3 separate regions of the Homo sapiens genome follow, and regions 2 and 3 are each linked to region 1. A link is a loop called in an ENCODE intact Hi-C map of the cell type or tissue named here. Cell type or tissue: endothelial cell of umbilical vein. All regions are shown on one strand.

Region 1 (8,000 bases):
AATGCTGCCTATCTTCACTCACCATTCAGCATCCAAGTCCCCGGTGAACATGGTCAAGTTGTGAAAGATAACTTCCAAATCCACCACTGGGGCCACCATTGGCGCCAAGTGTAGGAAAAATGCACTTTTACATTTGAAATTCCTAGCAGACTCTTCCAGGAGAAGCAGCACATTTCACCGCAATGTGGCTACTCAGGTCTTCTCATCTAGCCGTCTACCTGCACACAATGGCCTGTGTAGAGCTTACAGCATCTTGTAGAGTCAACAATGACTGTAACACTGTAAAAGCCCAAGCTGGATTGACAGGAAAAAAAGCACTGTCTCCAACAGGACACAGGGAATATGATCACTCAGAGATAAGCCCACAATGTGAGGCATATGCAAAGACCAAGAATGCAACTGTTCATTGAACAGATTACACAACATCTCCCTTATTTCTTTACTCCGGACCACTGAGTAAGATGATGAGCAGCTTTGTTGTACCTTCTGCTTTTGTTGTTGCACCTTCTACTTTTGTTGTTGCTGCTGTTCTTTTTTTAAAATTCTAGTTCCATGATCCTATTACATTTCTAAAACTCAGGAAACAAAGTACCAGGGTGACAGGAGAATAGAGTTGAAGTCACGTTTACTGACGGAAACCAGGAGTTTGAGCACTGCCAGTTATTAGCTATGTGACTTTGAGCCAGTCATTTAATCATCCCTGCAAACCAGAGGTGACGGTGTTAAACAACCCATGTGGTTGTTATATTAAATGAGATTATGTATAAGGAAGTGCTTGTAAAACGGAAAGCACTGCACAAATACTACTTGAGATTATTGGTCAACTTGCAATGGAAAATGATTCTGTGTCCTTAAATCCCTTTGGCTTCCCTGGTCTCTCCTTTGGGATCACTAACTTCTAGTAGCCACAGCAAGGTGTGCCCAAGCATAGAAATAATCTCATCATCACCTACCATAGAAACAGTGGGAGAGCACACAGGCACTCAAGGACACACTCGTAGTAACATTTCTGGGCTTCACATCAAGTTGAAAATGCATGTCAAAAGGCCTGTGCTTGACCAAACTCTTTTTTCTCACTCTTCCCAGTACCTAAAAAGGATCATATAGTCCTAATTAGGCCTAGAGAGGCCCACAAAAGAAAGTTGTTTCCAAGAGCTGTGGATTTATGGACTGAAAACTGTAGGCTACTGTGTATTTTAATATATTCAGAGAGACAATTAAGATAACTTTAGTTATGGTTTTGGAAAACAGTCTGGGCAGCCTTCAACTGAACATATAGGCCCTCTCTGTCAAAAACCAACTGAAATGACATTTTTGGAATCAACTCACTCTGTTAAAAGCAACCAACCATCTGAAAACACTCAATGAATTGGAATAAAGTTGTACAAAGTTTTGTGATCCTCAGGAGAGGAACAAAAGTTTGGAAGAAAACTTAGCTGCCAAACTGCAGAAACAGAGAACTCACAAGGAAGGGAGTTCAAGGGCCTACATGTGTGAAAAAGATATTCAGCTTCGCTGAACAAAGTAATGTCAGCGAAAACAACAACAAAACGCCATCGATGGGGATAAAAGTAAATTCCAACACTCAGTGTCAGCTAGGTTCTGTAAAAATAGGCACTCTTCTACCCTGTGGGTGGGAATGTAAATTGGTATAATCTTTTTGGATAGTGACTTTGGCCAGATCTAAAGTAAAACTTTAACTTTGTAACTCTGCTTCTAGAAATTTGTTCTAAGAAATTCATCATAGATTCTAAAAGTCATGAGTGAATGAAGATGTTCATTGCAATCTTATTTATCATAAAGAAGATGGGAAAAACCTAAATGTTCAATAATAGGGGAATAATTAAATAACTTGGGATATAGTTATTTATATTTAACATGTTATACAGTGTTTACATTTTATTATTTTGAACTGTATTTAATAACATGGAGAATCTTGTTCTATAATGTTAGTTATAATAAAGGAAGATGCAAAACTGCACACAGTGTGGAAAGCCTACCTAGGAAATCTACATATAGAAAGAGTGAAGAGAATATAACATTAAAGATTGTTACCACTGTGTGGTAAGAATATTCACTGCTTCCATTTTCTTTATATATTTTTGTGTTTTCCAAATTACAGAAATTACATATAATTAACATGTACACATTATTTCAACAATTAATAAAAAGTAATTTTATTTATTTATTTATTTTTTAGAGATAGGGTCTTTCTCTGTTGCCCAGGCTGGAGTGCAGTGGCGTGATCACAGCTCATTGCAGCCTTGAACTCCTGGGCTCAAGTGATCCTCCTGCCTCAGGAACTTGGATTACAGGCACGTGTCACCACGCACTGCTAATTTTTATTTTGTAGAGATGGGGTCTTGCTATGTTGTCGAGGATGGTCTCAAACCCCTGGCCTCAAGCGATCCTCCCACCTGCACCTCTAAAAGTGCTGGAATTACATGCATGAGCCACTGCACCCAGCCTAATAAAAACGTAATTTTAAAAAGAGTAAATATTTGGTGTTCTCAAGAACACTTTCAACTGAGCTAGCTTTGAATGCAAATGGAGCCCCTACCTGCCCAGCAAGGAGGGAGAGGTCATTCCGACCTCTGCTCCTTTCTCCAGGAGAAATTCCAGCTGGAGCAGGAGAGGCATCATCAAAGTGAACACACAGGACTTCTAGTTCTGTCAACCATCAAAATTCTCTTGAATATGCACGACAAGAATTTAAAAGGAAGAGGGTGGGAAAAAAATCCCCTTCTAATATTTCTGCTCTTTTTCAAGTTTTTTTCACTCCCCGTCAGTTTAAATTCTGTTAAGTTTTATCTTTACCTTCTGTCCAATTGATAATCTGAAAATGAAGATAAAGAGACTGAGACATTCAGAATTTTCCCAAGAAAGTGAATTAAAATGGCCTGGGGAAGGCATGACTGAAATCTCTTTCTATTTAGGTTTGAGATGAAGCTGTGTAGTTCTAGAGTTTAGTTGGACCTCTGTGAGTCTAGTTGTTTCTAGCTTTAGCTGATTAAAAAAAAAAGAGCTTTCTCTTTTCCACCAAATAGGAAATGACTCAAACCTTGTCCAGTACATCTAAAAGATAGGATAGAATTCACAACACGGTATCAAGAAGAAAACAGCTGGCTGACATCGGTGCTGGATGTTTTCTGCTTGTCTCTCCAGATACACTTTACATCTCTCACTCTGCCCTCTGTCCAAGAAGACTGGCCATTCTGAACTGCATCTAGGCCTCTGCCTCTAAATTCCAGTTCGGTTTGGCCAGTGGGAGCCATGGGCAGGAGAAACGGAAGGGCCTTGACATATTATTCCCCTGGCTCACTACATGCTGGGCTGGGGCTTGTCAGCGGCTTTATCCTGTAGACAGCCTTTTCCAACAGCTGCAATTCTCTCTGGGCTCCAGCGACTGACTCCTGGCCCTTCCCTTCGTGCTTAGCAGCAGCTTCTGGGTGGTGCTGGCCCCTGGGTGCTTTACCATCCCTTGTTGATTTCCCTTAAACCTCACCAAACCTTTGTAAATTGTCCTTTTCTCAAACTCTCTTTAATTTCTCCTTTTGAATTTGCCATCTCTTTCCTGCCAGGACCCTGAGCTTTAAAATCCTTATGGCACAGTTCAGCTTCATCCTGTGTCATGTCTACCTATGAGAATATCCTGATGGCACATTTGACGGAGCTCATGTTTCATAATCATTATGGTGAGTAGAAAGTTTGCAAGCATTTCATAGTGCGACAGTGGTCAGCTTTAGAACCCCATGGTCTACAATAGTGGATCTTAGCAACTGAGTTTTACAAAACACCACTGTGCCAAAACAGAGGTAAGCTAGAGTGATTTATTAGTAATAATGAAGAATTGAGTTTTCATTCGTAACAATGAAAAAATGTTTTTTATTAAAAACAAAACTAACAAGAGTAGATGTGCTGTTTTTATAATTATGCCATTCTTACTCACAGACATTCCAGTGTGCTTTCTTGAGATAGAGGTAAAGGAGATAGGGCGGTCCAGCAAATGCACCACAATTTGCCCATAAGCTGCATGAATCCATATACCAGTCCATAGAAGTGACCCTGGGAGCATGTACCACATGTGCTATCACTTATCTATATGTAGTGGTAGAAAAAAGCTGGAGAGCTATTGTTGGATCACATAACAATCCATTAAGGGAATGCTCTTGACTTGGTAGCTCTACTATTTGTCATCCAAATTTTCTCATCAGTCTGTGTAGTAATAAAATTACTAATATTTCACCAATAAGTGCCTTAGTTGCATCTTCTTATTTAATCCTTAAAACAATTCCCATTGTACTAATTAAGAGTTCATTGGCCGGGTGCTGTGGCTCATGCCTGTAATCCCAGCACTTTGGGAGGCTGAGGCAGGCAGATCATGAGGTCAGGAGATCAAGACCATCCTGGCTAACATGGTGAAACCCCGTCTCTACTAAAAATACAAAAAATTAGCTGGGCGTGGTGGCGGGTGCCTGTAATCCCAGCTACTCGGGAGGCTGAGGCAGGAGAATTGCTTGAACCCAGGAGGCGGAGGTTGCAGTGAGCCGAGATCGTGCCATTGCACTCCAGCCTGGGTGACAGAGCCAGACTCCATCTCAAAAAAAAAAAAAAAAAAAAAAGAAATAAAGAAAAAAAAGGTTCATTAATAGGCTGAAAGGGAGGTAGTGTATGGAGGACATTCCATACTTTCACAAGGGAGCTCTAGCTAGGGTATCTTGGGATAAATGTGAGCCAGCTAATATTTATATCACTGCTTCCCGCTGAGGCTATGACTAATAGATCTCAAACAGTGAATAGAAAAAAAAGTTCAAATCTCTTCCTCTGGTCAATTTAACTCAATTAAATTGCTAGATCTTGAGGGTGCTGAGATGAATGAAACATAGTTCTGCCCTCCAGGAATCTGAAGCGTAGTTGGTAGACAGAGATATAAACAATTAATGATGGAACAGTAATAAAATATGATTAAAATGATAATAGAAACATGTTTAAAATTTAGTAGGAAAACAGATGAGAGAGCGATTACTTTTTTAAGAGGTAGAGGGCTCTCATGAAAAATTATGTATCGAAGGTGACGGTTAAGCTTGACCTTGAGGGGTGTTTAGAAGTTCAACAGTGAAAGTGGTGGAGAAAGAGGTATTACAGGAAAGGACCCAGTAGGGGTCTTTCTTCTCATTCCTGCCAAAGGCTTAAAGTTTCCAGTTGCTATTCAGCATTGCATTTCCCATGACCTGACTAGATTTCTCACTCGTTCCTCTTTGGGTCTGAGGGATTAAAGTGCTATTGGAAGAGAGGCATTGGGAAAGGAGAGCTGGCTGGTTTTCGGTAAAATCCAACCAGTGGTCTTGGTCTCAGCAGGACCATGTACCAACCACCTGAGAAAACTAGCTAAATACCCCGAGTCTGAAATCAGACAGAAATGTACAATTGGAGATGTGGATCCCGCTGTGGATCTCGTTCATGGGGCCCGCCTCTAACTTGGCTGCACAGATAGCCTTGGAGACAACTATCTGTCAGAGATTCTTGTGGCCACATGGAGTTTGGATTATGAAAGTATTAGGAAAATATTAGGAAAGGAGAATTTATAGTAGAGATTAATCAACTCAATACTATTACTCATAAGTATACTGTATTATATCAGACCAAGAAGAGGAAAGAAGATTTGGAAGATTGTCCAAGATGGCATAATGATTGATAGAGTTTACTTGACTGAGAAAAGCGGACTTTAAAATATGTGAGTCCTACAACTTCTTATCTTTGCCCCCAGACACATGCAAATTTTTTTCTTGCTAAGATCCAAAGACCTTATTCGCCACTGTCTTATGTCATCTGTCTTAAACCCTGGACTTAATATTGTCTCTTGTTCTTCCAAAGTGGTCAGTATAGATACCCTCAAAGCCTGACAAAGAGACTAGTGGATTGGGTAAAAGGAAACCAAAATGAAGGTGGAAAAGAATATATTACTCTTTAAATAGAACCAGAAATCAAGTGCTGAGATCAGCTTGGCTTCAAAAAGTAATAGGATGCAGCAACAAAAAAGACGCAATACTTAAGAGTAAAATTAACAATAAATATGTACGTTTTATATAGGGAAAAAAACAAACTTTAAAACACTCTGAAAGGCACAAAAATAGACTCGAACATATGGAAAGATGTTCAGGAACATATCCCTGTCTTGATAGAATGACTTAGTATCATAAATATCATAAAGATATCAGTTCTTCCCAAGTTAATGTGATCCCAGCAAAAATACAAATAAGCCTTTTTCTGGAGCCAGACAAGCTGATATTAAAGTTCATAGAGCAAAACAAAACAAAATCTAAAAAGCATGCAAGAATATTTGGGGAAACACAGGGGAAAAAAAAATGCTACCTAACATCTATTATAATGTACGATATAAAACTTCTGTAATTCAAGGTGTCGTTCTGGCACATGCATACACATTCAGACCAACAAAATAGAACAGAAAGCCCAGGAATAGACCCACATATGTGTGGAAATTTAGTACATGACAAAGGTGGTATCTACAATCACTGAGGCAAAAATTGACTTTTAAACAAATGGTGTGGGGACCACTAGACAACCATATACAAGAATAAACTCCACATGGATCCAAAATGAAACCTGGCCAGGTGTGATGGCTCACGCCTGTAATCCCAGCACTTTGGGAGGCCAAGGAGGGATGATTGCTTCAGCTCAGAAGTTTAAGACCAGCCTGGGCAACATAGGGAGACCTCGTCTCTATTTAAAAAAAAAATAAAAACAAAATTAGCCAGGCGCGATGCATGCCTGTAGACCCAGCTACTCGAGAGGCTGAGGTGGGAGAATTGCTTGAGCCTGGGAGATCACGGCTGCAACGAGCATGCCACTGCACTCCAGCCTGAGCCACAGAGCAAGACCCTGTCTCGAAGAAGAAGAGGAAGAAGAAGGAAATAATGAAATCCACCAGTGTTAGGAGAAAATACGGGTGACTTTATAGCAGAGATGTGGGGAGATGCTATCTAAATACAACTCAAAATCCAGATGCAACAAAAAACCGATCATTTGAACCACCTAAAAGTAAGACCTATTTGCATGGGAAATTAAAAAAAAATAATGGCAAAGTCATAAGATAACTGACAATTGGGAAAAAAAAACATTTGTAACATATATCACATAGGGCCAATACTCTTAAAATATAAAAAGTAGCAGGATGTGGGAGGTGAGAATGCTTCTCTAGTTTTTTCTTAGTTTATCATTTCAGTCTTCACTTCTGGGCTTTCTGTAAGGGCCACTGTAATTAGCTTGCTGTTGGGTTGGTCTGATTTAACATTTCATGGCCACTTTGTTGTTATTTTTTGCTAACTTGTACTTTTACTCCTGGGGACCTGCTTGATTTATAAGTGTTTTCCCAGTTCACATTTTGCACTGGACTCTGCACCTGGTGTTTTCCCTGGGCGGGCAGCAACGACTGGTTTGCCGGGCTCTCATTTCGCTGAGGGTTCCCAGTGAGACCTGCGCCTGTGTGGGCGGCAGGGGGTTCAGAGAAGGAGGCTGGGTGGAAGGGCTCCTTTAGCAGAGATTAATACACTCCAAAATACACTTAGTTTACAGTCGTGGGGATTTCCAGGTGTTACTAGACACAGAGAGTTCTTTATGGTATCCCAACAGGGATGGATAAGTTTTCAAAGGTGGGGGGGTAAGATAAACAAGTTTTAGGTCATAGATATCTAAACCGGATCCTCATTTTCATCTTTGTTACTTGAGGAATCATAGTTGAATGCACAGAGACTTAATTTAATTGTCTTCAAATTCATTAAAGTGTCATGGATGGGCAACAGGAAGATAATGATATTCTGGAATCAGGGAATGTTCTGGAAAATTAAGGGAATGGTGCCCAGACTGCTTTCCACCCCTCACCCCCAATACCCTCCATGTTACAGGGGGGGCAGCTTTAACCAGAGGTTCACACTCACATCAGGATAGAAGAATGCATTTCCTGGAAGTGCATTCTCGTAGAA
Region 2 (8,000 bases), 72 kb after region 1:
GAGAAAAATCAGACTATGGTATCTTACGAGTCATTATAGAAATGTTCATCATTAAAAAGCATTTATTAGGCACTGAACTGCATGATGTTACCTTAAGTCATTTACAAAAGAATTCCTGGTCCATGTGATGTGAATGGGCTGGGCACTTTCTCCATAAATTTTGTAGATGACTATTTGTAAGATTATACACTTAATAGGTTTTAAAACCAGGAACTATCAAAGGGCAACTGCACAAAAATAAACACGATTATTTAGCTTTGTAGTAATTATGACATTGTCATAATTTTAAAACTATGAATAATACAATCTATTACTTTCTGACTAGCATTCATTTCCCGAGAAAACATTTTAAATGACAAGTTGTAAGTGTTGTACAGTGCACGCAATGCAAAACAAATTATCATGTGACTTTCACATTGGATATTTAGAATGCTGAACGGCAAAATTAAAGTATAAAATTTAATGATCAGAATGCTGACTGATTTCCATAATTCATTTCCCCTCTGGAAATTAAAGAGGAATCACTGATTCCATTTAATGACCATACAATTCATGTAAATGGCTAACATTATTTAGCAGAATACACATTCACCTGACTTGATTAGAAAAAGTTTTCCATTAACTTAGCAACACTGCTGAAGCAGTCTCACATTAGAGCACAGAGTGGAGGTGGGAGGACGGGAAGTACATATATCATTTAAAATTTACAACGTTCCTGAGAAACACTGTTTTCCTAATAATATCTACAATATAACATCTTTCTGGGTGTGAGACACCAATATATTTTTATATGTATATATAAAACATTTAGAAAGTCCATGCTCAATACCACTGTATACTATTCAACATTAAAGAAGCAACTTCCAGCTTTTCAATGCTAAATGAATGAGGATTTTCTATTATAAGTCGTATTGTCTGAATTGTAAACATTGTAAAGCAACTGTGTTAGCATTTGCCAGAGTCCCTATAAGGAACTTTTTAATTGAAGAGTACGTGCCCTTTATTTCAAAAAAACACATGTTAAAAGTCACATTGACTGTTTATTTCAATCCTGGTAAAACCATGTGACTTTTTTCCAGTTAAGGAAGGTTTAAAAAATCAGACTATTTTCTCTAATTTAACACTGTAAAGTCACTGCAATTGCAATGTTATATTTTAAGTTTCACCAAGAAGGTCATTCCCTGTCCCTCAAACCCCAAGTCTCACCCAGGAAGCAAAGAGACTGACAATGTCAATAATTCAAAAACAGGACGATGGGACAAAGAGGCTCAAATTAGTCACATTTCAGATCATGTTACACATTATCAACCGTAAGTATTCTTCTCATGTTTAAGAGCTCCACAGAAACAATCCACGTTTCAAGATTAAAATAAAACTTACATTTTTAAGTCAGAAAATCCAGTTCTATTATATCCATAATGTTTTTATATTAAAATTCTGCAGAAGGGTGCCACTGATGAAGTGAGCGCAAACAGAAGCAGCTCTTCTCTATTAACAGAATTAAACACTACAAAGTGTTTCTCTGGAGGGGTGCATTTCACTCTTGCTTTCTTATTTTTTGTGGTTTGACCTCAGCTATCACCACTGGGAAGCCCAGGAAAAGCTGCTCTGAATATTCATTCACTGGACAGGTAAAGACTGGGACTTCAGAATTTTGAAGACGATCTTAGACTCTTACACCTGTGGTCTTGCTAGATGTGTTGATTCATGACTCTCTCAATCTGTACCCCAAACAGGAAGGGCTTGGGAAGTAAAGTATGTAAACGTGTGTTCCCTTAAGGTTAGAATTATGTATATGTGTTATAACCTCTTATTTGTAGAAAATGGAGAGGCATACTGGTAACTAAGGAGCTACAAATACAGACAAGGAAATGACATATATCCTAATTTTAAATCTAGATTGAGAAAAAGGGTGAAAAGAATGTGAAAATATTAAACTCGAGAAGCGATCTGAAAAAAAATCACCTCTTCTCAATTCTAGTTGACTTTTTTTAAAAGAGAAAGTTCTACCTATTTTGCTGGTAAGTCCATGTAAAGGCAAGCAGGCTTTTGAGTAAAAGGCAAATAGTTTGCTTCAATCTCTGAAGTGTATCTGAAAACTAATTCCTTTTTTTCAAATGAAAGTATTATTTAAAAAATAGTGTAGAAAACTGGTTGTGGTTTTTAAACAGCCCCTTCATTTACTGTTGGTAGCAAAATAGCCATTTTCAGATGTCTTGTAAATGCTGAAAATAATTGAACTGAAGATACATTTTAAAACATACTAACAAAAGCTACTCATGATGAACGTGTCCTCTGACTGTAAAGTTACCGGCCTGAGTAAAATCCGCATTTTTTAAATGGGGAAAATGTACTACCTATTTGTCCCAATAAGCAGCATGTGACGAATTTTGGGAACTATTTGATGAGTGAACTGTGAAATAATTTTCAGTCTTCAGTATAGGGGGCAGTCACCATAACACTGGGTGTGCTACACAAGACACAGGCATCTCTAGTGGGAACTGGAACACAGGACAAAAGCCCATGCATTTATCTGACATGTTATTCCAAATATTGCAACAGAAGCTTTGGAAATCCCACGTAAATACGTAGCATATGTTTCTTAAGAGGAAAAACTTTAAGACAAAATGACATCACTCAATCTACTGCATTAGCCAGATTTTTAGAAAAATCTAAATGATGATGAAACTTCATCAGAAATACCTGAAACATACATAGTTTGAAAAATCAGTGTCATAACAACAGAGTCACATTAACACGTGTGTCCTCTAACAAATAAACACGACAAACAACAAAGAAGCATTTGTAAGGCCAAAGGTGCAACATCACCGATTTTAGTAGCAAATGCCTTGAAATATTCATTTTTGTAAATCACTCTTACATTTGGAAAGTCAGGCATGCAGATCTTACAGCGGAACTGGAAGTAAACTTTCTCTTACATTTCTGGGCATATGACTACTGAACTAGAAAAACACTTACTGAACCTCTTTGGCAAACATTTATCAAGACAATTTTGGACACAAATGCTTGTTTAGAAATTTTGCTCAGGAAGGTGAGTCAGTTCCTTAAGAATGCTGGTTTGTTTCAGCATATCCTGAAATCTAAGTCTGGATACCAAGAGTCCCTTTAACTAAATATCATTTAGAGTTTTTTAATGGTTGGTTACCTTGTGGTACAGCCAATAAACTGACAGTCAGTTACAGCCCCACAGTAATGGCATAAGAATACTGACTTATTCTCCGTTTAAGAAAGCCCTCTGGCAAGATACCAGGTCATTTTCAATTTCCGTTTACAAAGACTTAGCAAATACCTTAAAAAAATCCAAAAGAGATGGTGTTACAGTACAGTTGCACAGTGCTTATGTCTATAATATACATGAATCTGAATGTCCATCAGCGAGATGAGCTCAGATCTACCTTTCCTCTTCATGGACCAGACTGGAATTGGTTAGCAGACTGCGGTGACAACCTGGTAGCTCTCCTTAGAGAGGTAACAGAGCCTGCCTTTCAGGCTCTCCCCATCACCATTCGTCGGGCCTCTGTTTCGTGGTATCATATGCTCTTATCACTTCAGACTGTGAAACGATTCCATTTTCATCTTGAGAGAACGCATACCCATCTGTAGGTTAATGATAAAACAGAAATTCTCACAAAGGCACTGGAAACCACCGTTATTCTGACTTTTGGGTATTCATTTTCTAGCCTGGGGAACAAATGCAGCCTTCCCACATTCAAAAGCATGGAGACACTGATTTTTAATGCCTAGAAAAGATACAGACTTAACTTCAAAATAAAGAGTGGGATGATCTTAGGTTGCCAGTTTAGATTCTAGGTATTCTTCTCTCTAGAAGACTGAGTAGGCACCCTCAATTCCCCTAAATCCTCTGTCCCGTAAGTCAACTCCAACTCTTCTAATTTTTGCTTCCCCAATTCTGGAGGGGGTGAGGGAGTTGAGTCAAGTGGGCTCACATATTTCCACATAGGTCAGGTGGATGAGAGGAAAGGAAAAGTGATATGTAGGTGAGGTGGTGAATAATGTAATTGATTCAACCATCCCACCATGTACGGTCCCTTGGTATCTGTGGGAATGGCTTCAGGGACCCCCTTAAATATCAAAATCCACGGATGCTTAAATCCTTTATATAAAATGGCACAGTATTTGCATATAACCTACACACATTCTCTCGTAGACTTAAAATCATTTCTAGATTACTTATAATACTTAATACAATGCCCTCACATCAGTTCATTCTAGTGGATTCAATGTAGTATTTCGTCCATGGCAAGTTCAAGTTTTGCTTTTAGGAATTTTGTGAATTTTTTTTTCCCCCTTGAATATACTTGACTCACAGCGGGCTGAATCCACAGATGTGGAACCCACTGATAGAAAGGGCCAACTGTACATCAAAACATCACCTTGTACTCCATAAATATAGACAATTATTGTTTGTCAATTTAAAAAGGCGAGGAGGAGGAGATAAACACAAATAGCTGCTCATGGTGGCAAGTGGTCTCCTTCCTTCAGAGGACATTCCCCTTGGCTCTCAGCATCACAAATAAACTCACTCACGCCCCGACATGGCATGGGCATAAGGAATGGCCCCCAAGGGGATCACATCTTTAGAAAAGGCCTCTTGAAGTATAAAGAGCAAAAGCATTAGACATGAGTATACGTAAGTGAAAATAAATTATAAGTGGAAACAACATGAAACAAAAGATATATTACTCACACAAATACATTTACTACAGGGCTTTACATTTTATATTCTTTTTTAGATCTTGAAATGTTAAGAGGGCACAATATCTAATAATGTCTTACAACTCTAAATATTCATAAATATTTCTGAAGGGGAAAATATATGCTTCCTTGTGTTGTATGAAAGCTGAAAGGCTCTTGCAAAGTTATTCAAGTAGAAAAGATAACAAGACAGGGGCAGCTTTTAAGAATTAAGATTTACTGGCTTTAAAGAAAAAGATTTGAGGAAGCAAGGAATGTGGAAATACTGTTTTTCTTTAAGTGAAACAGCAAGATTTTAAAATTAACTATCTCTTCTGTTGAAAGTGAAATGGTTCTGACCAATGGATTTTCTGTTATTTACAGGTTACAAATATGCAAAACTTATTTTAGACATTAGTTTTAAATAAATATCCCTAAAGTCAGGATACTGTATAAATGCTATGATACAGCAATGGCAGAGAATTTATTTAAAAATAAGAAACTCAAATACTCACGGAGCAGATTTTGTTGCAAGGATTCAGAGCGGTACAAGTTCACGTGGTTCTTCTTAAAGACGTTCTTGAGCAGTTGCGCCCTCTCGGTCAGGCTGCAGAGCAGGTGCAAATGTGTGAAATGAATTATCAACTCGGCAGAGACCCCAGTGTGCCCACAGGACCACCAAAGAGAGTTAGACTTAAACAAAAGATTGCTCGAGAAATCCGTAGCCTAGTGATTCTTTTTACACATTTTCTCAGATAGCGAATGAAATTTCAAGTATTTAGACAGACTTTTGAGGCCATTTTCTCCCTAAGGAGTTTGGTCCCCAATAATCCTTCTCCCAGTAAAAAGTAGGATCTCCTCACCACCCCCCACTCAGTTATATTTAAGTCAAATGGCAACACAGAGCCAGTATAACACAATTAAAATAAAAAAATACAAAACAACAGTAGTGTTATTCACTTTTAAAAACTGACTACATATATTCTAAGCATGGCAATTTTTAGAATAAAAAATTAGTTATTACTATTTTTTTCACATTTGGCACGTTTTGGTATAAACTATTTTTTAGTTAAAAATATTAAAGTAAATATTAACTAACATTACACAAAGAAGACATTTCATAGACTTTTTAACTAGAAGTTCACTACCACTAATATGGTATGACATGTGTTCCTTAATTTTATTTTAAAATAAACTATTTTCAGAAAAATAATTATGGTAGGTGAAATAACAAGGAAAGTATTTTTCAGGAAGTGTTTAGAATAGTTGTCTCCTCAGATACAAATCCAGATAATTATGTAACTTCTAAAAGCACATTGTAAAAAATAAGGCATCTTCTCCCCCAACTTCCCATAAAAGTGTCTCACACAGTAGAAACTCAAATATTTGTTGAATACGTGAAGTTGAGTAATAATTCTGAAATGTACTTATAGACATCATCCATCTTCCAAATCATGCCATTTCTTCATTGTTTTATAAAATTGTTTTGATATTAAAGAACATAATAGGCATGAGAAACAAATAAGTAATCCATATGTGTTGCAGCAAATGTTTATGCAATTTTAATAACTGGAACTGATTCAGCTGAAAAATTTCCATCTTGTGTTTTTCCCACTATAAAAGCTTTAGTTAAATTGCTGTGTTATGTTAGTTCTGTATTTTGCCAATTTTTCTAAGACCCTGAAATGAAACAATATCATATACAAAAAAAGGATCCTCTGCAAAATGAACTCATTGTGTAAATGAATTATGCAAACATTTAGGCAAAAACCGAAGAAAAAATATTTAGAAATGTTAACATTTGTAGTAATCTTCCACATATATATTTTAAAGTCTAGGGAGGTTAACTGGTATTATTGGACATATTTTATTGTCATTGGAAATTAGCTACATGAAGGCAAGAAAACTAATTAATCTAAAACTCCAGCAGTTCTGCAAATAGTTGTAAAACTTGTTTCTGTCAGTGAAATAAACAGATATGAGAAATGAGAAAGGGCCATTTTTACAGAGTTGCTTTCTTACTCTACTCTTTAAATGATCTAGCATTACAGACCCATGGACCCTGAGGGACACTAAAATATGTAACTGCTTTGAGGAAGTCGCAGCTTTAGCAGCAGGTGGTCTGACTTCCTTAGCAGAGCCTTGTGGATGGGGTGCTGGAAAGTCTTTGGTGTTTCAAACCGAAATGACTACGGGAGACTAGAGGATGGCAATGTATCATTATGCAGCATCTTCTTCCCAAAAGACATTTTCCAGGTTTCAGGCTGGCCTTCCTAAATGCATAATACTTTAATATTACAATATTAAAGTGGTAAGAAGGCAGACATGAGAATTTAGTCTTTCATATTACAGCAACTGAAATACATAAGGTAACATAATTCCGTTTTGTACAGTTCATATAAAGGCTCTCATTAGCTCTTCTTTTATATCAAGTTAACGTACAGCATTAAAACAAAGCAGTAAGAAAGTCTCTTTCTTAAGAAAGAAGCACATTACTCAGGAAAGATCATGGGCTCTGGAGTAGGGCTTTGGTTTAATTTTGCGTTGGCTGCTTATTAGCTGGGTCACCACAGGCAAGCTTTTCTCTGTCATCTCCTATATATCAGGAGGGCAGTACTTAACTCTCAGGCAGACTGTGAGGATGCAGGGAGCTGTCAGCACAATGACTGACACTTAGGAAGCACTCAACAAATGCTGGGCCCTCCCACCTTTACCCCCAAGATGCTGAGAATTTATTATAAAAAATCAACTAGAACAGAGATCATCACCAAACAAAAGGTACTTTGTAAGGAGTATTTTTGATGCCTTGGTTTCTAGTCAACATAAGCGCAAGGTGAGATGTGTGTTGCTGCACATGGGTTTTAGTTTATAATGTTCTCATTCTACCTCTTTACTAAGAAAATGACTAGATTTTTGTTGTTTTGTTTTTCCTTAGCTATTTTGAACTTCTTGCTTTAGTCCTGTAGAGCAGAGTCCCTCCTTCAGAATATAAATGCCATTCACAGGAGGTTGCTAAATAAATAAGTGATGATGAGTTGTATTTCTCTAGTCTTATCTTACACCTTTGGGGAACTACTCATTTCAACATCTATGCAATTCTGGGCCATCAATGTTTATAGATACTGATACTACTATTAAGGCACATTATAAAATATATTTATGCTAACACTAATAGATATATTAAAAGTTCAGTTTTAGTGGAACAGCTTAACAGTGTGAAAAGACAAAAAAAAAAAACACTAAAGATACCTTCTCACTAAAACCACATTTTATTCACAACTCTT
Region 3 (8,000 bases), 58 kb before region 1:
TGAGAAGTTTCATTTTAAAATGAAACAGGTTTCTGTAGGGGAACGGTGAAATGTATGGCAGGATTTTACTAATGCAATCAATTGGACCAGCGTAGAACATCACAGAAGCCACGTCTTAGGACTTTGCCCAGCAGATGGCAGAAGCGAAGGTTCCAGATCAGGTGCGTGGGCCTGCGGAGCCATGATCTGTCTTCTAAACCCTGCCCCTGTGGCTGCCCAAGCATTATGGGTGGGGGGGCCCGGCCACTTTGCACTTTTGTTCTTGGGCTACATCTTGACTTTTCCCGGTTGTGTGCCCGCGTCCTCTTCTTCCCACGTTCGATCTCCAAGATTCCTCTGCCAGCCATGGGGTCCCCTGGGAGGGTGTCCATGCACTTTTCCTACTGCCTTTTTTCTTTATTCCAGAGCAGTTGCTGTGGACACTCAGCCCTCTTGATTTCTTTTCTATCCAGGAGTGCTAAGAGACAGCAGGAGTGGGGCCTTGGGAGTGGGGGTTATTGTATAAGCCTCCGAGCCAGGAGTTTAACCTTTACCCTTCGCCACAACCCTATGTGGTAGACAGCATTTTCCCTTTGGCTAGATGAAGCAACCGAGGCTCAGGGAGAATCAGGAGCTTGCCGAACGTCCACAGGAAGTTTTCAGAACAGCAATGGACCCTTTTCACTCAATATTTCCTGTAACTCTTGACCCTTCCAAATTTCTGCGGCGTTTAAATTCCCTGGTGTCATGTGGATCCATGACCTCTGGAAAGGGTGGTTACAGGAACTCTAAAGAGGTCTCAGAACATAGAAAACTTTGATGACTCAGGGCAAGGCGAACTCCCCACCCCAGTCCTCCCGGACCAGACAGACAGTGTCTCCATCAGAGTGAGAGAAGCTGCAGAAGGAGCCGCTGCAAGGAGACATTGTGGGTCTCTGAGAGAGGGAGGCCCATATGCCTCACCTTCCGGGGTGGGCTAGGGGCTAGGATCGGGTGGAAATGAAAGCCCAGCTGGTTTTAGAGGGCAGAGACGTCCTGAGGAGCGTGGCTGGTGTGGCTCCCAGTGGGGCCTGGGGCAGCCTCTGCAGCTCAGGAGAGGCCCAAGCCACAGCAGAAGAACCCCAGCCGGAAGGAACCGTGGAGACTCCAGCGAATGTTCCTCCAGACTTCTCAGGTGGCGCAGCTGAGGACAAGCTGGGAAGGGGAATAGCGCAGAGGGAAAGATCCAGACCACAGCTCCTTCCAGTCCGCCTTGCTCTGAATCACGGCTGCTGCCAAATGCAGGACCACAGTTTGCTGACAAAAAAGGGTTCTAGGCAAATGCATAACATTTTAGCATCTTAGGGGGGGCTTAGTAATCCCTGATTAAGAAAATGTCGTCATTACTTGAAAATACCTTTGATCTATCTATCATTACATATATTAAATAAAATTACTGACCTATTAGAAAACCCAGAGTGGTTCTAAATAAATATTTTCATTTTCCAAAGAAGAAAAAAATCAAGTCAGATGCCAGTCTGCAACACTGTGACCCCACATAGCCCAATATGTGCCAATATGTGCCAATATGGTGAAACGAGGAGGAACCATGATTGACTCAGCTAACCTTTCTGCCCCCTAGTGGAATGGGGACTCACTACAGAAATTGAGTTAAGTTAGGGAAACTTCAATTTTTGTAATTATTGACTTATTTATTTTTGAGATAGGGTATTGCTCTGTCGCCCAGGCTGGAGTGCAGTGGTCAAACTCAATTCACTGCAACCTCTGCTTCCTGGGCTCAAGTGATCTTCCCACCTCAACCTCCAGAGTAGCTGGGACTACAGACGTGTACCATCACATTTGGCTCGTTTTAAAATTTTTTGTAGAGGAGGTCTCACTATGCTGCCCAGGCTGGTCTCAAACTGCTGTGCTCAAGTGATCCTCCTGCTTTGGCTTTCCAAAGTCCTGGGATTACCGGCGTGAGCCACCACCTGGCGAGTTAGGGAAACTTTAAAGTTTCGGTTTTAGCGTTTGGGAAGTGAGGAGCGCCTCTGCCCCACCACTGTGCAACCTTGGAAGTGTGAAGTGACAGCCTTGTGTGTGATCTTTTCTGTTTTCCCCAAGTTTGCATTTTCGACATTAAAGTTTACTTTTTAATAAAAAAAAAGTTTTGGTTTTAGGTTTGTGGATGGGGATCTGTACCCTGAAGCAGCATTGACCCCAGGTTTTTCTGCCTCCCCAAACTGCTCATTTCACTGCACCCGGAGGAAGCGGCACTGTTAAATCAAGAAGTCAACATAATTTTAGCAACTGTTATCTCCGTATTATCTAGATGCCTAATATATATTTTTTAAATTGCACTGTTCAAACCCATTTAATTCAAGGTTCATTTTCCCCACTCATTTCCACTCAATTTAATGAGATTTTACTCAGTATTACATTAAGGCAAATCATCAGGGATCCAGGGATCTCTTTTCAAATATTTTCAGTGTCTTAAACAAAAAAGGCACTCTGTAAGTAAAAAATCACGAAGACATGAATGACTTCAAGATAAGGCATACTTCCAGTCATCCCATACATGAGAGCTTCTCACATATGAATCATTCATCTATTTGAAGTGAGTTTTCACACTTCGGGATAACCCAGTTGTTCTCAACCCTCATCATCATACTTGCAAAAAAGAAAGAGTTCAAAGGGCATTTATAGCAAGATTTTGCAGGTGTATGACCCCTGACCTCATAACGACTGAAGCAAAATTTCCAGGAGTTCGTCAGCCTTCATTTTAAGAAGTTACATGACTTGCCTGGGGTCACGTGGCTTGCTGGTGGCCTGAATGGTACTGACTGGACTTTTGCTGTGGTTTGTGAAACCTCAGGGGAAGGGCAGTGAGGATGTTTTGTGGTAGTTTCAGAGATTCACCTTCCCGGCAATAATGGTTCTCACTAGCACAGAACTGTCGGTTTGTGAGGTCTTTTTCTGGTTGAATTCTTCCAGGGTGACTGAGCTGTCGTCTGCCCTGGGGGCTACTCAGCAAGAAATGCATCTTCTCAATGGTTAATAATGTTCATTAAACTTCATCCTGCCCAGCTCTGACTCTGAACAGCAGCACTGGCTTTCGCTCTGACTTGCAAACCAATGCATCTGCTTCTCGCAGAAAATGTACTTAAACGCTGCATATATATCCTGAGAAATTGATGCTTTCCAGAATTCAGCCCGGACAAGAGCAGCCCTAGTTGGCCCTTTTCACCGTGTGTAGATGTGAAAGAGAGAAAATTCCTCTAGAGGGCGCTCGTAGATTCTTCATGAATGGAGTGCTGGTGAAATGCAGTTCTCCACAAATGGCGCAGACTGCACGGGAGCGAAAGGGGATTTATATAAATAGATGGATGTGGATATGCAATTTTTTTCATCTGCAAATAATGCCTCTTTGTTTTTCTTTCTGATCAGCATCAGTGAAAATCATGCACATGTGGGAAAGTGAAATATGGAGGATTTCTTTTTGTTTCCTTTGTGAATGAATAGTGAACCCTCACCTCTAGGGGAGTTTGCTGTAGTTCACTGCAGTGTCATATTTATAATTATCAGGAGAAGGAGGGAAATTAAAAGATTTGACTGCTTTACTCTTCAGCGGTTGAGCTGTCGGCCCTGGGGACATGCCGGGAACTTCATGTTCTGGCTGAGCTCTGTGGAAATCCTGGGGAATGGCTATTTGACCTCTCATTCAGCCACCTGAGGAAATCAGCTTTGGTTAGATCAGATGGACCATAATTGGCTTTGGAGTTGTTAAAGCACACTCTGGGTACACATTTCTCTATGTTTTGAAAAGCGTGTGTTTTCCTTGGATCAGATCAGCATGTAGGGGAGTCAATCACAGCTTGGGTGGGTGGTTGGACTAGAATGCTGTTTCCCAAGACCTGCTCTGCCTCTCAGCCTCCCCCAGTGACAGGGTGCCTGCCTGGCCCCGCTGGGCCCTTCTCTTCCTCCCCTTCCTCCCCTTCCTCCCCTTCCAGCCCAGGATTAGGGAGAGAGGGCTGAGTCTGCAACCTCAGCTTCCTGGGCTCAGGAGATCTTCCCACCTCAACCTCTCGAGTAGCTGGTATAATTTGCAAGGGAGGCATGGGTTTGGGTGATTTTAAGGGTTCTTTTCTTTTCCTTTTTTGAGACAGAGTCTCGCTCTGTCGCCCAGGCTGGAGCGCTATGGCGCGGTCTCGGCTCACTGCAAGCTCCGCCTCCTGGGTTCACGTCATTCTCCTGCCTCAGCCTCCCGAGTAGCTGGGACTACAGGCGCCCGCCACCACGCCCGGCTAATTTTTTGTATTTTTAGTAGAGACGGTTTAACCATGTTAGTCAGGATGGTCTTGATCTACTGACCTCGTGATCCGCCTGCCTCGGTCTCCCAAAGTGCTGGGATTACAGAGGTGAGCCACCGTGCCTGGCCTTAAGGGTTCTTTTCAACCCTTAGGTTCTATGACTCCATGAACGTGTGGATTCTGAAGTGAGAAGAACATAAATATGAATCAGTGTGACTTCAGCCTTGTAAATGGTATAACTGCTTTCCCTGCCTCTAGTCATGCCCCTCCCCAGATCATTCGCCAGCACCAGGATGATCCTTTACAAATGTGCATTGGATTATGGTTTTCTTTTCTGCTAAAAACTCTTCAGTGGCTCCACATTGCCCTTCATGAAAATGTCCAAACTCCTTAGCACACACAACTTACAAGGCTTGTTACAGTCTGTCCTACAACCTCAGCCCTTCCTCCTGGATGACAGGCAGCTCTCCAATGCACACACTCTGTCTCTCTCATTTCCAGGCCCATGCTGCCCCTTATGCCTAGAACACAGCCTCTGGGCTGACTTGCACACTCCTTGCCTGGCTGATGTTTTTCATCCTTTAGGTCTCGGCATAGGTGCTTCTTCCTCTGAGAAGCCTTACCCAACTCTTAAAGACTGAACGAGGTGCCCCTTCTTATGTTATCTTAGCATTCTGTTCTATCCTTAGCCCTGGAGACACAGAGTTTGTTCTTAGAAGCTGAAAGGCGTCCACGAGGATGTCTGGTAGTGCTGTCTGAATGTTCAAGTCCATTGAGAATGAAGTTCAGAAAGTTTTTAATCTACCTGAGAACCCAAACTGCCCATCCGGACGCTCAACCTTGTTAAATCAAGTTTAGTCTAAAGCTGCCTCCTTACATATTTTAAGTTAGGTCTAAAGGTTTCTCTGTACATTATGAACTGTAACAAGTGAAAGTGTAAACAGACCAGAGCCTACACATGTGCCAATCACCCGAGTTTTGGCCAGTCAAATGTAGCTAACTGTTTGAACCTGTTCAAATAAGGCAAATACTGAGCTGTAACCAATCCGGCTGTTTCTGTTCCTCACTTCCGTTTTCTGTACATCACTTTCCTTTTTCTGTCCATAAATCTTCTCCAACATGTGGCTGTGCTGGAGTCTCTGAGCCTAATTGTTCATTGCTCAATTAAACTCCTTTAAATTTAATTCCACTGAAGTTTTTCTTTTATCAGGCAGAACACCAATCCTGGAACCTATTAAATTATCCTAAATTTGGCCTAAGACCACCTCCCATACCTTGAGTATCACTAAGTAATAAACTGCAACCTAACTTAGTATGTAAACAAATGAAAATCCAATGAGGAGTATATTTTATAGCAAATAGCTGGGTGTCCAGCTTCTGCCAATCACAGGCTGCCATCTGAAAGACCACGTCCAAATTAAGCAAACGCCAGGATGTAACCAATCCAGCTGTTTGTGTACCTCACTTCCATTTTTCTGTCTATAAATATTCCCTGCAAAGTGCCCGCTTTGCAGAGGGGGGCTCTCCTAACCTCTTCTGCTTCTGAGGACTGCATGATTTGCGAATCCTTTGCTCAAATAAACTCTATTAAATTTAATCTGTTTAAAGTTTTTCTTTTAATAATCCTCTTCTCTTCTTTTCTTCTCTTTTTTCTAGACAGAGTCTTGCTTTGCTGCCCAGGCTGGAGTGCAGTGGTGCTGGCATGCTCTAGCTCACTGCAACTGCAACCTCCGCCTCCCAGGTTCAAGCGATTCTTGTGCCTCGGCCTCCTGAGTAGCTGGGATTACAGGCAGCACCACCAGGCCTGGCTAATTTTTGTGATTTTTAGTAGAGATGGGGGTTTCACCATGTTGGCCAGGCTGGTCTTGAACCCCTGACCCCAAGTAATCTGCCTGCCTCAGCCTCCCTAAGTGCTGGGATTAGAGGCATGAGCCACTGCACCCAGCCATACAATCCACAGCTTTCTGTCTACATTAGCAGAACTTTGCACCACTCTTCTGTCTTCATTAGCATGACTTTATTTTCCCAGAACCTGCCTATCGAGGCAAATGGATTGATTGTTCGTTACAGGAACTTGCAAAAGACTCTTCCAAACTCTTCAGTGGAAAGCATCAACAGACAATTTGTGCCCTAAATCTCTGAATCCTTTGCTTCCAAATTCTTGCCTTGCTGTTTCCACCAATTCTGGACTGTTCTATTGTTACTGGGGTGTCTCTGTTTTTAGAGCTTCCAAGATGGTGGCAAGCTTCTTGTTCTCTGACCGGGGGTTCTTGGCCTCACGGATTCCAATGAATGGAACCTTGGGCCATGTGGTGAGTGTTATAGCTCTATTAGGAGCCGTGGGTCACGGAAGAGAACTGTGGAACCCAGCTACTAGCGTTCAGCTCGATTAGGACGAACCCTGGGCTCTTAGCCATGCAGGAACAATGGCAAGCCTTTAGCCTGATTGGGAGCAGCAATGGGTGGCTCGCTGGGTCAGGAGCACAGCGGACACCCTGCCAGATCTGCAGAGGTGGAAGTCAGTGGTGGGTCTGCGATGGCGGCAAACAGCAGTGGTGGACAGCGAGCGAAAGCTCAGCTCGAGCCATAACAAACATAGACCAGAAGAGTGTGCAGTTGCAAGATTTAATAGAATGAAAACAGAGCTCCCATACAATGGGAGGGGACGCAATGGGGGTTGCCGTTGCCGGCCCGAATGCCTGGGTTTATATCCCGATCATTGTCCCTCCCCACTGTGCTCTCAGGCGATAGATGATTGGCTATTTCTTTACCTCTTGTTTTTGCCTAATTAGCATTTTAGTGAGCTCTCTTTACTACCTGATTGGTCGGGTGTGAGCTAAGTTGCAAGCCCCGTGTTTAAAGGTGGATGCGGTCACCTTCCCAACTAGGCTTAGGGATTCTTAGTTGGCCTAGGAAATCCAGCTAGTCCTGTCTCTCAGTCCCCCCTCTCAACAGGAAAACCCACATACTATTGGGGATGTTAGCCAACGACTGCTCTTAACTGCTTCCTGCTGAATTGGGGCTTAGTAGGGGTCGTGCAGTTGAGATTTCCTCGGAAGGTGTGCCTTTGATGTCATCAACATCGGAGCATGGGCTAACAGGCCGGTCTAGGGCTCTGTGGTAGATCTTAGTCATGGACTGCATCTGGGGCTCCATATGAGGAACCATTTGCAGTTTTACAGCTTTGAGTCTGGAAGAGACAAACAACAGGAGGTTAAAGATACAGGGATTGAAATGTATGGCTTGAAGTGCAGGGGATTATTTCTTTGGCACATTTCACAGGCCCTGACTATCTGCTTGATAGTTTTGAAAAGGCCTGGTCCAGTAAATAATAAATTGGCCATCTGATAGATGCTATCCATGCCCAAGTGAAAGGTTTGGTGAAGGGTTTTAAGTAATTTCCATTGATTAGCTGCAGGCAAAAGTATTTTCCCTTTTTCGGTGGCTAGCCATCCTGAGGGGAGGAAACTATGTCCTCGTGTCTATTTCTCCTGCTGAGTACTGGGGCTTGGTTTCCCGGAGGGGATTACCCCATACTAGGGATCCTTCTATAAGCATTTCTAATGGAGGGCCTGCCTTGTGGCTCTTTTGGCTTCAATATCCACTTGGTGGTTCCTTTCTATTTCCTTTTCCTTTCCTTTCTGATGACCCCAGCAGTGTAAGACTGCCACCTCTTTAGGTTTCTGTACAGCCAATAATAATCTCCTAATGGCTTCCTGATGTTTGATCGGT

The links. A loop is a pair of places that touch in the nucleus more often than their neighbours do. Peaks named below come from ENCODE experiments on the same cell type or tissue, not always from the same donor. Only the 100,000 strongest peaks of a DNase experiment are listed, where the experiment ranks them.
Region 2: it touches region 1 in a loop (6-fold over the local background); 3 of 110 quality-filtered maps call a loop at or near these places.
Region 3: it touches region 1 in a loop (4-fold over the local background); 4 of 110 quality-filtered maps call a loop at or near these places.

Annotation. Positions count from the first base shown.
Region 1 is chr4:42,336,968-42,344,967 of GRCh38, forward strand. The region is part of intron 1 of LOC105374428 (a long non-coding RNA gene); the gene reads right to left. Among named protein-coding and RNA genes, the nearest start is that of SHISA3, 57 kb to the right of the region's middle. In endothelial cell of umbilical vein, no CTCF peak of the experiment used is centred here; DNase peaks (open chromatin) are centred at 3,194 and 4,764; H3K27ac peaks cover 2,031 bases.
Region 2 is chr4:42,409,396-42,417,395 of GRCh38, forward strand. ATP8A1 (ATPase phospholipid transporting 8A1) reads right to left here. Exons shown (of 37, transcript NM_006095.2): 36 at 5,232-5,323; 37 at 1-3,618. The coding sequence ends at 3,521. Among named protein-coding and RNA genes, the nearest start is that of SHISA3, 16 kb to the left of the region's middle. In endothelial cell of umbilical vein, no CTCF peak of the experiment used is centred here; a DNase peak (open chromatin) is centred at 3,046; H3K27ac peaks cover 2,508 bases.
Region 3 is chr4:42,278,944-42,286,943 of GRCh38, forward strand. LOC124900697 (a long non-coding RNA gene) reads right to left here. Exons shown (of 2, transcript XR_007058106.1): 2 at 6,880-7,458. Among named protein-coding and RNA genes, the nearest start is that of SHISA3, 110 kb to the right of the region's middle. RefSeq lists enhancers at 5,311-5,450, 6,267-6,768. In endothelial cell of umbilical vein, CTCF peaks have their summits at 1,610 (motif pointing left) and 3,241 (motif pointing right); a DNase peak (open chromatin) is centred at 3,248; H3K27me3 peaks cover 436 bases.